2 separate regions of the Homo sapiens genome follow, and region 2 is linked to region 1. A link is a loop called in an ENCODE intact Hi-C map of the cell type or tissue named here. Cell type or tissue: ascending aorta. All regions are shown on one strand. Each heading gives the region's core, and the rest is flanking DNA. Links, peaks and the distances in the headings are about the cores only.

Region 1 (9,836 bases), core at 825-8,824:
CCAATTCAACCCCATTATCATCCTCCATTGTGATGGGTAATCCAAAGCTTTACTATGAGTCTAGGAACAACTTCGTATGGGAAAAATAGCCTTTAGCTATACAAAACATCAATCTTAGTTCTTTCTCTCTCTCTCTCTCTCTCCCCCCTCTTTAACTGTCTCTCATACCCACATGCTCACATATGCACACAGGTACTGTTGGTTGCCCACCCACAGCCAATCTCCAACTTCTTCCCTGCTCTCAGAGCCTCTCTCCCACCACAGACTGAATATTCTAGATACTTGCTTTCCCAGACTCCTGTGCAGCTAGAGCACAACGTGACACAATCCTGAACAATGAGATATATGAGGAGGTACACAGGGGCTTAATGGGAAAGTTTTTCCTCCCTGAAACACACACACAAACACACACACACACACACACTCTCTCTCTCTCTCTCCCTCTCCCTCTCTTTCGCTCTCTCTCCCTCCCTCTCTTTTGCTCTCTCTCCCTCTCTCTCAGAGAAAGCCCTGCCCACACTTCCAGCTTTGGGATGGATGTTGTATGGGAGTATGATGCTTACAGGGGTGCAGCAATATTGAAATTCTAAGGGGAAGACCATAACCCCAGAATCACTAAATCACTCTGCCAACCTCAGGATTGCCCAACTTTAGACTTAACATTAAATGTGAAAAATACATCCTCAGTGTTTAAGCCCTCTTTAGTTGAACATTCTGTTACCCCAAACTAAAAGCATTCTAATAGATACACAGACACATGACTTCCTATACAAAGAAGCAGCATCTGAGGGAACCTGGGGCTTTCTGGACAGGGGAGAAGGAAGGTCGGCTGATATATGAAATTTTTCCTAGGCTCTTCTCCTTCAGTAAGGCATAAGGCAGCTAAGGTAAGCTAAGCTTCACAAGGCAGCTAAGAGTACAATAGAGTCATTTTTCCCCTGGGGCTGGGTTCTAAAGTTAGTTTCTGAGTTAAACATGTACATGATGTAACTTCCCTGTAGTTAGAAAAAAGAAGCAGTAGAAAATACTCCTTTCTCCACTGAACTGCTAGACCTGAGGCAGCAGAGGTAGACTATGTCAGGATGAAAGCCTTATGGAATTCTGCACTGGAGTATTGCCCTCCCAGGCAGCCCTCTAAGCATGTGAAATCAACAGTGCTTTAAGGAGCTAAAGAGATTAAAAGAAATCAATTTTATGCTCTATTTCATTCAGTTAAAGAAAATAAAAACCCAGAGATAAAGTTTCTAAAGGAAACGTTATTGGGTAAAATAAATAAGGAAACAGACAAATGGAAGAGTTTGGACAGTGTAAGTCTTGCATATTTAATTGAGAGTAGGAAACAAACTCAAAGGTAATCTATGTCCAAACAAGCAAACAAACAAATAAAGCACAGCAATTGATCAGAAAAGATCAAAGAAGCATTAAAAGGAAATCTGTTTTAAAATAGTAAAATGCATTGCTGTGCACTGCTAGTTCACCAAAAGTGAGAGATAGCCAACAACATATATACAATTGCAATTTTTTGATGTGTACATTAAATATGGGCTCAAAGAGCTTCGGTATGGGGGAGACTTTTAATGTCATACTCTGCAATTAAGTATTTATCATCATTTATTTCATTTAATCCACAAACATGTGTACCCTTGTATGCTAAGCATTCTACAAGATACTTTGAAGAATCTTAAGATAGCTCTTGAGGAGCCCTCAATTTTGAGGATAATGCATAAAAAGAAAAAAAGATTTTGTTATATCATGCTATAAAAGTATAAACCATGGCTGCATGGCAAGAAGAAAGCAGCTATAACTTACCAAGCATTATTATGTAAGAATCTTTACTTACTTGTAAACAAAGTTATTGTTTAATATTACATTTCATTGGATCTAGGACACCAGTGACTGTAGGATGCATCGTTACTGCATGTACCACTAAGAAAGAAAACATCATGACAACTATAACTGTAAGAGCATAAGATGCATCCTGATTGCGGAGATATTAAGACGTACCTCTAAGTAAGTGTACCACTTAGAAGATTTAATGACTTTAAATGCTTACATGAGAAAGACAAAAAATTAAAAATTAATGATCAGACTTTCCTTTCTTAAAAGATAGAAAAAGAAGACATTAAACCCAAAGTAAGAAGATGGGGGAATAATAAATATAAGAGTAGAACTTGATGAAATACAAACCTGAAAAAATACAGAGAAAATTCAATGAAACTAGATGTTGACTCTTTGAAATATCAATAAAATTTGTGAACTTCTAGCAAGGCTAAAAATAAATGACAAAAAAATGATTGAAAGGATGGGCTCACATGTATAAACCCAGCACTTTGGGAGGCTAAAATGGGAGGATTGCATAAGCCCAGGAGTTTGAGACCAGCTTGGGCAACATAGCAAGACCCTGTCTCTACGAAAAAATTTAAAAAATTAGCCAGACATGGTGGCTCATGTCTGTAGTTCCAGCTACTCGGGGGGCTGAGGTAGGAGGATTGCTTGAACCTAGAAGGTTGAAGCTGCAGTGAGCCACGATCATGTCAGTGCACTTCAGCCTGGGCAACAAAGGAAGACCCTGTCTCAAAAAAAAAAAAGGAGTGAAAGACAGGTAATCACTATAGGGCCTAGAGGCATTATAATTATATTAAATGAATAATAACTATTAAAAATAACTGTATGCCAATATTTGTGGTAATTTAAATAAAATAAACATATTCCTTGAATAAAATATTTTCATAATGAAAATAAAAAGAAATTGAAACTGACTTCATAGCTATTGAAAAACTGAATTTGTAATTAAAACTTTCCTACAGGGAAAACTACAGACTTTGCCAACTTTACAGAATTTATTAAACATTTACAGAATTTATTAAATATTTGAATTTTATCAAATATTTAAGAAAGAAATGATGCTAGTACTACCTAAATTCTTTCAGTAAACAAAGGAGGAACACTTACTATCTTATTTAATGAGGTCAGCATTATCCTGATACTAAAACCAAATAAAGACAATGCAAGAAAACTAAAGAACATCCCTTATGATCACAGAAGTAAAAATATTTACCAAAAACACAGCAACTTAGAAAAATAATACTACATCATGATCAAGTGGGATTATCCTAAGATATAAGGTTGGTTTAAAAGTTGGAAATCAATCAGTGCAATTCACCACAGTAACAACAAAAAGGAGAAAAACGTTATTATTCAACAAATGCAGAAGAAATGATGAAATTCAATATCCATTAACAATAAATACTCCCAACAAATTAGAAATAGAAAAAAACTTCCGTAGTGTAATAAAGGGTACCTATAAAAAAATCTATCTCTAACATCACACATAACATAACAAAACTGCATGCTTTCCTCTTAAGATTAGAAACAAGGCATTCTCACCACTTTCATTCAACATTTTACTGGTGATACTAGCCAATGCAACAAGGCAAGAAAATAAAATATAAAGCATACAGATTAGAACAGAAGAAGTAAAACTGTCTTTATTCGTAGATCACATAATCATCTATAGGACAACCCTAAGCAATCTACAAAAAAGCTACCAGCACTAATAAATTAATTTAGCAAGGTCACAAGCTATAAGGTAAATACACAAAAATCAATTGCATTTCTAGTTCTGTATGGAAAATGAATTTTAAAATATAATTTACAATAATATCAAAAAACATAAAGTACTCAGTAAAAAATTTAACAAAATATGTAAAGACCTATACATAGAAAAATACAAAATATTGCTGAGAAAAATTACATAAGAGCTAAATAAGTGGAAGCCTCAATATAGAAAAAGAAGTACCACCTAACCAGTGGTAAGTTTAACATTTTTCTCCCTTTGATTCCTTGACTTGGAGGGAAAACTTGGAAACAGGCATTGGCACAGAGAGAACTTCAAAAATCCTCTAGTTCAGGCTTGGGGAGAAAGCAAAGGATCTCTGGTAGTGACAGGGTTGCAGTGGAAAGCCCAAAGTTACTAAAACCTCTGAGGCAGGGGAAATCTCCTCTCCAATGGAGATGTAAATACACCTGGCTTGGCTCTGGACATGGGTGCCATCAGAGAAAGCACATTGCAGAGCACAGTAAATAAAAACCCATCTTTCTGGCTAGAAGACTAAAAAGGGAAGCCATGGGAAACTAAAAATTGGGGAGAGGAGCTCAGAAAAGCAGCTCCATAAAGTTGTTTCTGATTTCCTGGCTCATTCCCAAGCTGCCTATGCATGGATTTCATCCTAAACATCACTCCAAAGAGGCTGAGAACTGAACTGAGGAATAGACCACCACCGAAGTCCCAGAAGGGCCACTAGGTGGCACACATATGGGGCAGATCTGAATAGCACCACAAAGGCATTAACAACAAAACCGGCATTAAAACAACACTCATAAAAGGCTGGTTGGAACTTTAAGCCTGAACTGAAATTGGTAAATTGCCTGCTAAAACAAAAATACTAACATTCTCCACAGGATTCAAACAAGACTCAAGAGTCTTATAACATAATAATAAAATGTTCTAGAATACATTAAAAGTACCTGGCACACAAAGAACCAGGAAAAAAAAAAAAAAAAAAACCTTATCTTGTACAGAAAAGGGAATCAGCAGATGTCAATACCAAGACGACATGGATATTGAAATTATCTACTTAAGGCTATGTCAGATATTATAAAAATGCTCTAATAAGGGTGAACACTCTTAAAATGAATGAAAAGACAAAAAAGTCTTATAGAAAAAGATATAAAGAAGAACCAAATAAAAATTTTCAAAGTGAAAAACACTATTACCAAAAACACTAGAAAAACAAAAGCAAACAATAAATTCCCCAAACCTCACAGGATAGGCTCAATACCAGAATGGAGATCATAGAGCAGCAGTCCCCAACCTTTTTGGCACCAGAAACCGGATTCATGGAAGACAATTTTTTCCATGGGTGGGAGCTGGGGGTAAGGATAATTTCTGGATGAAACTGTTGCACCTCAGATAGGCCAGCAGGCACCAGTTAGACTCTCATAAGGAGCGGGCAGCCTAGATTCCTCACATGCGTAGTTCACAATAGGGTTCATGTTCCCACGAGAATCTAATGCCACGGCTGATCTGACAGGAGGCGGAGCTCAGGCAGTAATGCTCATGCTCGCTACCTCCCCCGACAAGCTCTGGCTCACCTCCTGTTGCATGGCCTGGTTCCTAACAGGCTGGGGACCAGTTTGGCTTGGAGGTTGGGGACCCTGTCATAGCGGAAAGAGTCAATGAATTTGAAGGCAAATAAATAAGATACTATTTGTGTCACTGAAGACTCAGAAGGAGGAGAGAAAGAGGAAAGTTCAGAAAAAATGTGTAAAGAAATAATGGCTAACAATTTCTTAAATTTAGCAAAAGATATAAAACTACAGATTCAGGAAGCTCAGAGAACCCCAAACAGGATAAACCCAAACATCATAACCAAACTGCTGAAAACTAAAGACAGAAGGAAAATATTGAAACCACTCAGAGGAAAAATAACACATTACTTAGAGGGGAACAATGTCTTCAAGAGATGGAAAATTTCTCAACAGAAATCATGGAGGCCAGAATGAAATGGAACAATCACTTTAACTAGAATGTACAAATACCTCCTACAACTAAATAAGAAGACTAACACAATCTCCCTCTCAAAAAAAAGGGAAAAGATTTGAACAGTTAAACCAATGTCCAAATAGCACATGAAAATTTGCTCAACATGAAACGATGTTGCTGATACAAGCTAAAATCATAATAAAACACTACTGTATACCCTTTGAAATAAAGACTGACAACATCAAGTGCTAGCAATTATGTGGAAGAATTGAAACTCTCATACATTGCTGGTGAAAATGTAAAATGGTACAACTTTGGAAAACACTACATTTAGCTCTTAGTATTGATAAAATGTGGTAAATTAAATCTATCTTCTAAGATAGGTGTCAACAAACTATAGCTCACAAGCCAAATGTTGCCCATAGACTGTTTTAGTATGGCCTGTGAGCTAAGAATGGTTTTTATATTTTTAAAGAGTTGTAAAAAAAATATGCTTCAGAGACCATACATGATTTGAAAAGCCTAAAACAAATTTACTCTCTTGCTCTTTAAAGAAAAAGGTTACTAACCATTTTTGAAAGTCAGTGGCTTTAAAACTTTTAAACTTTTGGACCATAAGCTGCAGAAAGAAATACATTATACACCCAAACCAACACCGGGTCAGTCAGTCTATCTATCTATCTATCTATCTATCTATCTATCTATCTATCTACAACTGATATAAAAGTTTCCAAAATTAGTAGCCCTTATTACCACTTACATTGTACCCTTTCTTTCTTTTCCCTTCCCTTTCCTATCCTATGCCATTCTTTTTTTTTTTAAATGCTGGTCACAACTTACCAAATTATTTTAATACACAATTACTAAAGAGGCTCAACCCATCATTTGAAAAACACTAACAATATTAAAACCAACTTAAAGAATGTTGCATTTAAAACCAACTTAAATACTTTTAAAACATGTATTCTTTTACCTGGAATAGTCTTTGTTTGTGAGTCAGTTAGTAATGCAATGCTGATTTATTTTCTTTATAACCTTTGTCTCCGGCCCAACCTTTGTCTCTTCTGTTTCTCTACCCTTTACAAACACCCTCTTTTAAAAATCTCTGTTCATTGTTTTTCTTTTGTATTCTCCTGTTTTATTAATTCTATTTCTGACACATTTAACATACTGACTCCATACAGAGACTGGTAGATAACCCCACTCTCTCAGATCTACGCATACTAGTGTTTGGTTAAGTTTCTGAATGCTCCTTTTTGCAATATGCTTGTACAACAAGAATTTTCTTTACTTGTTTGAGGGAAGTTACTGTGAAGGTTTTATTTCTAATGATGTGTTGTAATAAAATGGTATCCTAGTGCAGTCGTGAAAAATAAGTAACCCCGATTCATTCTCTTGCTGAAAGTAGAGAGGAAAACATTCAGAGTTCCATCTCTTTATATGTTTAATTGAATCAACCTAAATGACCATCAATGGTAGACTGGATGAAGAAAATGTGGTACATATACACCACAGAATACTATGCAGCCATAAAAAAGAATGAGATCATGTCCTTTGCAGCAACATGGATGGAGCTGGAGGCCATTATCCTTAGAAAACTAACACAGGAACAAAAAACCGAATACTACATGTTCTCACTTATAAGTGGGAGCTAAATGATGAGAACACATGGACACATACAAGGGAACAACACACACTAGGGCCTTTCAGAAGGTAGAGGGAGAGGATCAGGAAAAATAACTAGTGGGTACAAGACTTAATACCTGGGTGATAAAATAATCCATACAACAAATTCCCATGCTACAAGTTTACCTATTTAACAAACCTGCAGTTGTACCCCTGAATTTAAAAGTTAAAAAAATTTTGGTGTTCAGACATAAAGCATGAAAATCTAGGCTCAATAGAAAAATTATTTTTAGTCTCTCTCACATCTTCACCAAACTTTCAGAAATATTTTTTAAAGAATATAGTACTCACTGGCACAAATTTATTATCACAAGTGTTCATAAAATATTCAACCAAAGAAATAGCTCCTAAGCATGAAACATTTTTTCCTCCTAGTAACTGACTGAAAAGACAAAATTTGGTAACAATAGAAAGACCAGAATTAAGCTCCTCCACAAGCATGAGCATGCTGGCCACCACATACCCTGTCTATCCCCTCTAGATCAGTGATTCCCAGCCGACAAGGATCTTGCATCCTCTCCCAACCCCAACCAGGGAACATCTAGCAATGTATGAAGATATTATGGTGGTCACAACTGGGAACTTACTACTGGTACCTAGTGGATGCCGCTAAACACCCTACAATGCATAGGACAGCCCCCTACAACAAAGAATTATCTAGCCCCAAATGTCAACAGGGCAAAGGTTAAGAAAGCATGCCTTATAATTATAGATTCCAGACAACCGAAGCAAAAGATGTGTTTGCATTCTTGAATTAGATATTGATATTGCCCACAAAACCTAGAATTAGAAGGGAATAAATTATGATGATATATTAACAGTTCCTATAAGGTACCTTTTGGAAGAAAACCGGATAGAGTAAAATAAGGGGTAATTCAGGCAACTACTACTAAGTTCCTAGAAGGAAAACACATTTTAGACATTTCCATATCCATCGTAGCCAGTGTTGGCATGTGTAATGGGTTTTAACTTTCCAGGCAGATGAATGATTGGAACTGAAGTCAGACTAGAATGCCTACACCAACTACAGGAGTAAATTTCCCAAGAGTTAAATGAGTTTCCGATATGAGGCTTCTGGTGACTTTAATAAGCATAGCAACTCTTATGGATATTTTTTTAAGGTGGTCACAAAGTTGAAACCGGATGTATCTCTAGAACAGCTGACCAGGCCTAGTCATTACAGAGGATATTTTTACGGTAACAGGCAAGTGGAACTATTTCAACATCAAAAGGACAATTTAGAAGAAGTATATTCACTGGCCCTCATGACAGACATACCAAAATTAGAAAAAGACATCCAAAGACACCATTACCTCTATAACTGTACTTGCATTACAGTATAATCTTTACTGACATGAAAACTTGGAAGTCTGCTTCCAAATGCAAATATAAAACCTAATTGTTCAAACTAAGTATTTTATGAATATTGTTGAGGCCAAGGTTTTTGAAAAGGCCTTTCACTGAAGGCTTAGTCAACTGGTTGAGACCCTGGCCAAACCATCCACAGATACAGCTGATTTTCATAATGTGTAATTCTTGAACAGCACTATACCACTGTACATTTCTAAACATAGAGACTTCCAGAAAAAAATTCCCAGGGACAAATACTAACCACCAGTCTGTGATAAAAATCTCTTCATTTGCCTCTTCCATTGCATTTGCCACATCTTCAAAATATCCTTTGGCATTAACATACCTGAAAGACAAGTTTATTGTTCCTTTTTGTTATTAAAAAAGAAAAGAAAAGAAACTTATCTTATGGTAAAGCAAAACATGGAAGCCACTGCCTAGAGTCTCCACATAACACATAACCACCATTGACTTTGTGGACCTGGAAAACAAGGATTGAAAATACCAAGTTTCCTCTGCTGCCTAGGAAGGGCAGTAAGTGTAAGCAGCCTGATTTTTCTCTGCTTAGAGAACAACAAATTTATTGAGCCTCATCATCATAAGGAGCCAGATTAATTTTCCTATCCTGTTGAACTTACATACAGTTTTTCTTACATACAGTTCTGAGACTGAAAACAAACTAGCTTCCAATCCACGGGTAGAAAAACATGCTAAGCATGACTTTATTTAAAAGAAATATCTAGCAAGTAAATGCTTTTTCCTAAATTAGGGGTAATGACTTAAATAAACCTTCCATTTGCATCATTAAAGAAATGTATGAAGTTAGCTTTAAAATTCAAACTTCAAAATCTAAAGCTAGCTAAGCTCACTGTGAAAAATCTTAAAAGCAACAATTGAAAAACTAATCTATAATCAGGTAGTCCCATAATTATCACAAAAAGAGAAGCCCTTGTTAAGTATAATGCATAATCTTTCACAGTTTTGAAAACTGATTCCAGGTGAATTTAGGCCAGTGTAATATTAGATGCTATGACTGCCTTGACAGGCTTAGAGAAATAATAACTTACCATTTAGCTAAAGCATTCTCTTGGATAGCAGCATATGACCCAAATCGATGATCTTTGAGAAAGTTGGTGCCATGTTTCTGGATGAATTCTTCTATAGCCCCTCCCCACCACCGAGCATGTCTATAGCTGTTGCATTTTAAAATAAGTGTCCTTTAAAGAAAAAGCCAAATATTGAAAAGACTGGTCAC
Region 2 (9,836 bases), core at 454-8,453, 49 kb before region 1:
TTTTGCAGCAGTGAATACTGTCAGAAATAGGAAGAATTGTGGTTAGGGCTTAGGGTGTGTGTGTGTGTGTGTGTGTGTGTAAAGAGAATTTTATACTATGGTGGTATCAATTATGTTGGAATTGGATCTGTAGCTTCTTGGTCGTTTGGGACATAACCCCTTTTATTTTGTGCTTGGCAAATCCTTTAAAAGGAGAAGATCCTTCTGGGCTTCAGTTTCCTCATCTGCACATGAAAGAACTGGCTAAAATCATGACTAGTCCACTAGAAATGCTGGCCCTATTTAGCACTGACTTTACCTATCCTCTATGTGACTTCATAGATTATGAACTATTATATATTGTGCACAAACACACATCAGTTTTCTCATTGGTTATCTTTTGAAAATGGCAAGCTTTCAAACATAAGAATGCTGAGGGATTCCCCAGCATGTTTGACTTAGACTTCACCCTGGGCTTGATAGTCTTTGGCAAGCCTAGCCCTGAGTGGCCCCCAAATGAGGTTATATAGAACCTTATACTAAACTGTTCCCACTATGGCCCAGACGGTTTTCATTGTCATTTTTAAGTCTCCTTCTTCCTTCCTCTCTTTTCCAGGGCACATGCTCAGGCTCAAAATGAGTGCTGGCCCCTGCCCTGTGCTAATCTTTACATTTCTCTATCTGCTGAGGTTACCATTTTATACAATTTTTAGAATAGAATAAAAGCATTTACATGACCTAAATCAAAAGGTCTCCTGCCACGATCTGTTGTCATCTGTGTCCCAAGGTAACCTCTTCTCCAGAAATCGTACAGAGCTTGGGAGTTATCCCACAAGAAAAAATGTGAAACCAATGATTGGCATACTTAGATAAAATGTGTTTTGGCCAGGCGCGGTGGCTCATGCCTGTAATCCCAGCACTTTGGCAGGCCAAGGCGGGCGGACCACGAGGTCAGCAGATCGAGACCATCCTGGATAACACAGTGAAACCCCGTCTCTACTAAAAATACAAAAAAATAGCCAGGCGTGGTGGCAGGCACCTGTAGTCCCAGCTACTCGGGAGGCTGAGGCAGGAGAATGGCGTGAACCCAGGAGGTGGAGTTTGCAGTGAGCCAAGATCGCGCCACTGCACTCCAGCCTCGGCGACAGAGTGAGACTCCTTCTCAAAAAAAAAAAAAAAAAAAGGTACTGCAGTTGAATTTTCTTTAAGACAAGGCTTCTGAAACAAGCCCAACATGTCTTTTCAGTTTGGTACAAAATTATAGGATATGGTAATTATGGACATAGATTTTTCTTTAAACCCAAGAACTTTTAATCTATCAAACATTGCTTTTAAAAAATAAAACATTCATCTGATTTTTTTTTTCTTTTTGTGACAGGGTCTTGCTCTGTTACCCAGGCTGGAGTGCAGTGGTGCAATCATGGCGCACTGCAGCCTTCACCTCCCAGGCTAAGAGATCCTCCCACCTCAGCTTCCCGGATGGCTGGGACCACAGGCATGTACCAGCACACTCAGCTATTTTTTTTTTTTTTTTTTTTTTTTTTTTTGTAGAGACTAGGTCTCACTATGTTGCACAGACTGGTCTTGAACTCCTGAACTCAAGTGATCTTCCTGCCTCGGCCTCCCAAAGTGCTAGAATCAAAGGCATAAGCCACAGTGCCCAGCTCATTCAATTTTTTATATTTCAAAATAAAGTATTTTTCATAGATTTCTGGGAGGCTTACCATTCGAAAATTTCTACATCCCTTGAAATGGGGGAAGCTTTGTAGCTTACTGGTAAAAAGCACAAGTTGAGGTCCTACAGACATGGTTTGAGTCCTACTCCTATCCAACCATAGCTGTATGACTTGGCTAAGTTATCTAATTTCACTAGGCCTCAGCTGCCTCATCTGTAGAATGGGAGTAATTACACAACCAATCCCATAAAGTTGATACAAAGACTGAATGAGGTAACACAGGTATAGCACTGATTATGTGGAAAGACTCAGAAACTATTTGGTAACATTTTTATTCAATTATATCAATTGCTGATTTCAATTAGAAGGCTTGCATATCTTCAAATAACAACAAAGTAAATAGCATCTAAAATTAAAACAATACTAAACTAAACACATATTATGCTTCAGAATACATTTTGTTTTACTTTATATTTTGGGGAGAGTGTTATCAGATCAATAACAGGGAAATCAAAAATTGATTCCCAGGAAGAGTCAGCTATAGGTTTCTGGCAGCAAACCTCTAGACAGAGTGTTGTAATCGTGTGCCTAAACAAGTCACATGATGAACAACAGCCAGTCGTGAGAAACCAAAACAAATTTTTCTTATCCAGAAGTAGCCGTCCAATAATTTAAAATACGGAACATTTAAGCATCTTTTAAATTAAAACATTTCTTTTTCTAGCATAAATACTAATTTTGAAACAGCTGATTTGAATATGATGCCTCTTTATCCTTGCTTCAATTTACAGTGAACAACATATTTCCAGATGATGAATATCATGGAAATGCTATAATAAGTTCTTACATGAACTGGTGCTTTACAGCTTACAAACTACTTTCACATATATTCATATAAGCTACGTAGAACAGATAATATTATTCGTGGTTGGTGAAGAAACAGCGTGTCAGAAGGACAAACTGACGTACTCAGAAGGTCACATACCTGTGGATAACAGAGCTGGAGAGAATCCAGGTCTCCAGACATCTGGTCCCCCAATAATTTCAGATTTCCCAGTGTGGTATTTCCCATACCACCCACTTACAGGCAAGCAGTAGCTCTTCTACAGTTATAAGAAGCATGAGGGGCACTTTGGGAGGCCGAGGTGGGCGGATCACTTGAGGTTAGGAGTTCAAAGCTAGCCTGGCCGACATGGTGAAACCCCGTCTCCACCAAAAATACAAAAAAATTAGCTGAGTGTGGTGGCGGGTGCCTGTAATCCCAGATACTCGGGAGGCTGAGGCAGGAGAATTGCTTGAACCCGGGAGATGGAGGTTGCAGTAAGCCAAGATCACACCACTGCACTTCAGCTTGGGTGACAGAGCAAGACTGTCTCAAAAAAAAAAAAAAAAAAAAGAACATGGTAAGTTTGAACAATGTTCAAAATTGTTGTTTTAATGTAGTTTAATAGCATATTTTTAATGCAGTTTAATATTAAAACATAGAAGCATTAAGTCAACTGACTATTTTCATTGTGTGTGTCAACTGTTTGTTGCTAACACTATAAAATGCACTTTCTCACTTCCTGACTTTCTACCAAAGCAGAAAAATTATGCATGTCAAGTTTCCATGTGCAAAGATCTGAGAATCTCCTCAGAAACCATTCATTCATGGCACACAGTGTTTAAAAATGTGTCTACCTGGATCAGTTGGTCCTATCTTTTGGCTTAGTCAAACATGGCATAAAACAGTAAATTTTAGACTGTGGATTATGATTTTTTTTCTCTCTGATCGCCAATCACATTTGAGCTGTCAAAGAAAGGTTTCAAGTGGGTTGGGCAGCTGGCTTCAACTCTGAGACAGTTTTACTTATTAGAGTGAAGATTTGTTTTTTGTTTTTTTTTTATTCTGATTCCCCCGGCTGTTCTGAGGTCAGCATGGGGTAAACATGAGTCTGAGGCTCTAGGTCATGTCAGAACATGAAGGCTTTGCAAAACTTATTTCTATAAAGAATTATGGCTGTTGAGAAGGAACCAGAGGAAGTGAGAGGAACTGAGAAATTGCTTAGGGGAATTGTTGTGAGGCTGGATTCCAACGCTGGCAGAAAAATACTTAGACCAGTCCAGGGAGTTGGCAATTTGAAGACTCAGATTTCTCCAGGGTAGGAGGGACCTGGCAGAGGGCCTGTATTCTTTGGTGAGGCCTGGCTGACTGCGGACTGTCATTTCCCTCCATCTGCTTTGGGCTGCATTCTATTCTTTTTCAAATAGCCAAAATTATACTTGTTGCTAAGAATGTGACTTTGGCAGGGAAGTTCTGAGTCTCAGAAAAGTAGAGACCAGAGAAGTCTATGGAGAGAGAGGGGTAAGTTTGGGATGGCACATCATGGCACCTAATTAGTGAAAAGGGGTCACCCCAGGGTGGCAACCTGCAAAATATGTTGTTTCTTTCATTTTTTATTTATTTATTTTTTTAGAGATGAGGCCTCATTCTATCTCCTAAGCTGGAGTGTAGTGGTGAGATTATAGTTCACTGCAGCCTCATACTCTCAGGCTTAAGGAATCCTCTTGCCTCAGCCTCCAAGTAGCTAGAACTACAGGCACACCAAAACATCTGGATAATTTTTTATTTTTTTGTAAAGACAGGTGGTCTCAAATTTCTAGCCTTTAGAAATCCTCCCGCCTCCGCCTCCCAAAGTGCTGGGATTACAGGTGTGAGCCACCACACCTGCCCAAGATAAGCTTTTTAATTCTGCCTTTACCTTGCCTAACACAAGCTCACAGAACACAAGCTCACAGATTTGAAATTAAGTGAAAATATATTTTACAGTTGCAATTAACATAGGGAGATTAACAAGAATGCAGAGACGCCAGGGGTGAGGGGAACATAAAATATGTTTTGAGAATGTGTGTGTGTATCCACTGAAAGTCTAAATGTGTGACATATGTACCATTTTGAAAATGTGTCTGTCAAAAAAATGAGACTATTGAGAGATCAGAGCTAAATGACACAGGTTTATTTGAAATTTGATGAACTAATTTCCCATTTTTCACAAAGCAAACTTGAAATTGCCAGTCTTTAATGTGCTCTGTCAAACTCCAAGTGTAAGATACAATCTGCAACAGGTGCTACTTTACCATAATTTTTAAAGTCACAGATCCCTTTTCCTTTCAGGAGCAGCTCATAAGATCACTAGGAAATGTTCTATCAGAAAATATCTTGAAGTTTCTTGTAGCCCTAAAATACTATAATTTTATTTATTTATTTATTTATTTATTTATTTTGAGACAGAGTCTTGGTCTGTCACCCAGGCTGGAGTGCAATGGCATGATCTCAGCTCACTGCAATCTCCACCTCCTGGGTTCAAGCAGTTCTCCTACCGCAGCCACCTGAACAGCTGGGACTACAGTCATGCACCACCAAGCCCAGCTAATTTTTGTACTATTAGTAGAGACAGAGTTTCACCACACTGGTCAGACTGGTCTCAAACTCCTGACCTCAGGTGATCCACCCGCCTCAGCCTCCCAAAGTGCTGGGATTACAGGCGTGAGCCACCATGCCCAGCCTAATTTTATTATTTTAGAAGTCCAGATTTTTAAAGACAAATTACTACAGTAAAGAAAAATATTCTTTCAGGCTTCCAAACACTTAAAAACACATCTTTGGAACAGTATAAAATACCGGGGCCAGGCCCCGATCCAGGAAATTATGATCCAGTAAGCCTGGAGGTGAGTCAAGCTCTCTGTAATCTTGCAAAAGTCAGTGGTGATTTTGATGTGTAGTCACAGGTGAGATCCACTGTACACACTGCAGGATATGATGGATGCTGTAGTGTGCTGCCTAGATCCCCTCACCATGGGATCAAGACATCCATCCCATCAGCTACTGAGCATGTAGGCCACGGAATACTCACAGTGAAGTCCTCCAGGTATGAAAAGTATGGAGTCCTCCATAGGTGAAAGGGACTTGCCTCACTCAAGGTCATCCCCACTCCCTAGGGTCAGCCTGCATCCAATGGCTGGTCAATAGGGGAAGGGAACTACAGGCCCAACACATTTGCCTCAGCTTGGGGAAGCCCTGAATGGGTTTTTAATCCTAACCATCAATGCACTAGAGTCATGTGGTGTGAGGGGAAGCATTGGGTTGAAAGTCCAAAGATTTAGGCTCAAAGCTGTTTTTTGCCTATTGTGGTTAGTGGCCTAGACAAGTCACATAACCTCTTGAATCTCAGTTTTTAATCCTAAAAATGGGAACAGCAACAACAGCAATAATAACAACAATAACAACAACAAATACATGACCTACTCTCAAGTGTAGTTGTGAAGATTCAGTGAGATAATGTAGTTATAAACTGTGAATCACATAAAATGCTGATAGTTACTGTTATAATATGTCCTTAAGTATAAAAGTCCCCAAATATTATGTGAAAAAAGATATCAAAGTACCACATGACACTGGAAGTAAAAAGTGTTTTAATTCCCAAATGCATATGCACTTATTCTTCACTGCGTGCATTCAATGACTTAAAGTAATGAAATATAATGGTTTTGCTTATGTGTTTGTTCTGCTACTTTTAAATGGAGCTGAAATCAGCCATAAGAAGAAATTGTCCCTGGTGCCAAGACAATTCAATGTGGAAAGAATAGTCTTTTTAACAAATGGTGCTAGGGCAACTCTATATCCATCAACAAAAGAATAAAAAGTTGGGCCCCTAACTCACCCCATATATAAAAAGTAACAAAATGAGTCAAATATCTAAATGTAGGAGCTAACACTATAAAATTCCCAGGAGAAAACAGGCATAAATCTTCATGATCCTAGATCAGGCAGTGATTTCTTAGATATCACTATCTATATTCCTTAGATACCAAAAGGACAAGCGATACAAGGAAAAAAATAGATAAGTTAGCTTTTATCAAAATAAAAAAAATTTCTGTTTCAAATGACACCAGCAAGAAAGTAAAAAGACAAGCCATCGAATGGGAGAAACTAGGAATCATATATCTGATATGAGACTTGTATCTAGAATGTATAAAGAATTCTTACAACTCAAAAATAAAAAGTCAAATACCCCAGTGAACAAATGGGCAAGGGATTTCAGTAGACATTTCTCCATAGATAATACACAAATGGCCAATAAGCACACACAAAGATGCTCAGTATCATTAGTCATTAGAGAAATTCAAATGAAAATCACAATGAAATACCATTTCTTAAATGGTATTTCACACCTACTAGAATGACTATAATCAAAGAGAGAGATAATAATAAGTATTGGCAAATACAGAGAAACTGGACCTCTCATATACTATGGGAATATAAAATGGCAGAGCCGCTTTGGAAGACAGTCTGGCAGTTCCTCAAAATGTTAAACATAGAGTTAGCTATAACCTGACAATTCTACCCCTAGAGAAATGAAAATATATATCTGCACAAAAACTAGTAAAGGATGTTTATAGCAGCATTATTTATAATAGGCAAAAAGTAGAAACAACCCAAATGTCCATCAACTAATGAATGGATAAATACAATGTGGTATATCCACATCATGGAATATTATCTGGCAATAAAAAGAAATGAAATACTGATACATGCTATAATAATAGATAAGCTTCAAGAACATTATGCTAAGACAAATCAGTCATAAAAGACCCCATATTGTGTGACTCCATTTATACAAAATGCCCAGATTAGGCAAATCTATAGAAAAAGAAAAATCAGTGGTAGCCAGAGGCTAAAAATAGAAGGAATGGGTAATGACTGCTAATGGGGTTTCTTTCTGAGTGGATGAAAATGTTCTAAAATTGATTAGGTGGTGGTTGTGCAACTCTGTGAATACACTAAAAATCACTGAATTGTATAGTTTAAGTGGCTGGATTATACAGTATGTAAATTCTATCTCAGCAAACCAATTATTAAAAAAAAAATCCCATGAGCTGAATAAATATGACATACGGTAACAAGAATTTAAATATAACCCATAGCAAAATATTATGTCTGTTTTGCTTTTTTAAGCGAACACAGCTCATAGTCTGCTATTAAATAAAACAAATCACAAACCTCATGTGTGGGAAACAGACTGGCCAGGAAGAAATTTTTGTGCCTTGGAAGAATTCAAATTCCCTAGAAAGGGCAGTCAAAAATCTTTAGCAACTGACTCAGACTAAAGGCATCAATAACCTATTGCTGGCTGAACCAAATTTAAGCTGCTAGGAAATGACAGTACTTTAAAAATGGGCTTTGCAAAGTCATTTTAGTAATAAATACAAGAACATCTGCAGCGAGAACTCTCAGCCAAAGGCTGTTACCTGTGAGCTTTCAGGATCCTCTGGGCAATGGCATCGCCTATCTTGTTGAACACAACTTTGTCATCAGCACAGCTTATGAAAAACTGGTTCTATGAGAAATAAACAAGACAATCATGTTAGTCTTTATTTTCTTAGCAATATACGTAAGAACAATACTGTAATATATTTTTTAAAATGTTTCACACAGCAGATGTGTTCTGATCACTGAAATCACATCAAGAAAGTCAACGACACAGAAAAAAAGCCGCCTCATCTCACTCAGGGTCTCATCTGATTCCAGGTCATATCACCTGTAACACTTAATCAAGTGGAAAGTTACACTATATTATTTCACCATGAGAATTCCTTATAGGTGATTTTCTAAATTACATTCTCAGAATACTTAGGAACACTGCAAATTTAATCAATGGGGAAACTAGTTTTTTTCAGATTCACATGTTGTATAAATGCTTATGATTAAAAATTCTATATTGGCAAACATTCTATCTCATGCTAAGCTTGCTTTTTTAACAGAGTAGATGGTAAAGCCTGGTCTAGTTTTCTCCACCCTTTCTCCATTATTTCCTGGTATCTGCTTTCACCTTGTCTTGTTTGTCTGGGTCTCTTATTATCTCTGAACTTCTATTTTAAGTAGCCTCAACTCTCTTTTGTATGTTGCATATATATAAGCCAGTTAATAAAATAAAAAATGTTTTTTTCCTCTAAGTACTTCTGCTATTTATATATCTACAAAATAGTCTTTAAAACTGTTACTAGAAAACAAGTTACAACATTATCATAACAATGCAAAATATTTTGTTGCTGCATAAAGGAATGTGAAAAATTTGGTGCAAATATTACTAATGTTATGTGTTCAAATAGAATAGATTGTTATAACACATCTGTAATTTATAAGGACAATTATCACAAAGTAATATTTGCTAATCATCTCAAGGTAAAGAGATATATATGTAACAACTCGTAATTATCATCCCTTTGTGGCATTATCATTTTTATGACTATATAAGCTTTTATACTTAAGTGCATAAATCTGTAAAATGCCTCCAGAAGACAAACTTACAGGAAGACACGGTGCAGAAAGTCTTTTGAGAATGTGATTCCCCTTAGGGCATCAGACAATCAAAATCTCATTGGCAACCAAACCATGTTTCTTTTTCTGAATTCATATTATAAAGAAGCTTAGCATGCCTCAGCAGCTGTAAACACAGACTGGCTACATGTCATGTCCTTTACTTCTCCTTTTTTGGAAGAGTCGGATGAATGCTGACTGCTTATCTTGACTAGAGGAGTGTCAACCAGGTCTATGTCCCAACTATGTATACCTACATGGCGTTACTGACATCATTTAATACTACTGTCACATTAAAAAGAAAAGCTGATTATTTTATTTTTTATTTTTTTTATTTTTTTGAGATGGAGTCTCACTTTTGTCACCAAGGCTTGAGTGCAATGGCATGATCTCGGCTCACTGCAACCTTCGCCTCCCAGGTTCAAGTGATTCTCCTGCCTCAGCCTCCCAAGTAGTTGGGATTACAGGTGCCCGCCACCATGCCCGGCTAATTTTTTTGTATTTTTAGTAGAGACGGGGTTTCACCATGTTGGCCAGGCTGGTCTCGAGCTGCTGACCTCAGGTGATCCACCCGCCTTGGCCCCCTCAAAGTGCTGGGATTACAGGCATGAGCCACCGTGCCCGGCCAGAAAAGCTGATGTTAATGCTACTAAAAAGAGATGAAGCAAAATGATTCTGGGCAATAGATGAGCCAGCCTTCACATCTTTCCATCTCTATGGTATAATTGTTTAAATTAATAATACTAATAGCATTACTAAGCTCCAGACTTTATGCAGAGTTCGCTCATTTTCCACTAATGTCCTATATCTATTCCATGATGCCA

Evidence for each region. A loop is a pair of places that touch in the nucleus more often than their neighbours do. Peaks named below come from ENCODE experiments on the same cell type or tissue, not always from the same donor. Only the 100,000 strongest peaks of a DNase experiment are listed, where the experiment ranks them.
Region 2: it touches region 1 in a loop (2.0-fold over the local background); 5 of 110 quality-filtered maps call a loop at or near these places.

What each region holds. Positions count from the first base shown.
Region 1 is chr3:171,699,912-171,709,747 of GRCh38, forward strand. It overlaps PLD1 (phospholipase D1), which reads right to left. Exons shown (of 27, transcript NM_002662.5): 10 at 9,649-9,798; 11 at 8,844-8,927. Among named protein-coding and RNA genes, the nearest start is that of PLD1, 110 kb to the right of the region's middle. In ascending aorta, for the core only: a CTCF peak has its summit at 4,325 (motif pointing right); no DNase peak of the experiment used is centred there; H3K27ac peaks cover 396 bases.
Region 2 is chr3:171,651,270-171,661,105 of GRCh38, forward strand. It overlaps PLD1 (phospholipase D1), which reads right to left. Exons shown (of 27, transcript NM_002662.5): 21 at 7,944-8,032. Among named protein-coding and RNA genes, the nearest start is that of PLD1, 150 kb to the right of the region's middle. In ascending aorta, for the core only: no CTCF peak of the experiment used is centred there; a DNase peak (open chromatin) is centred at 3,782; H3K27ac peaks cover 5,655 bases.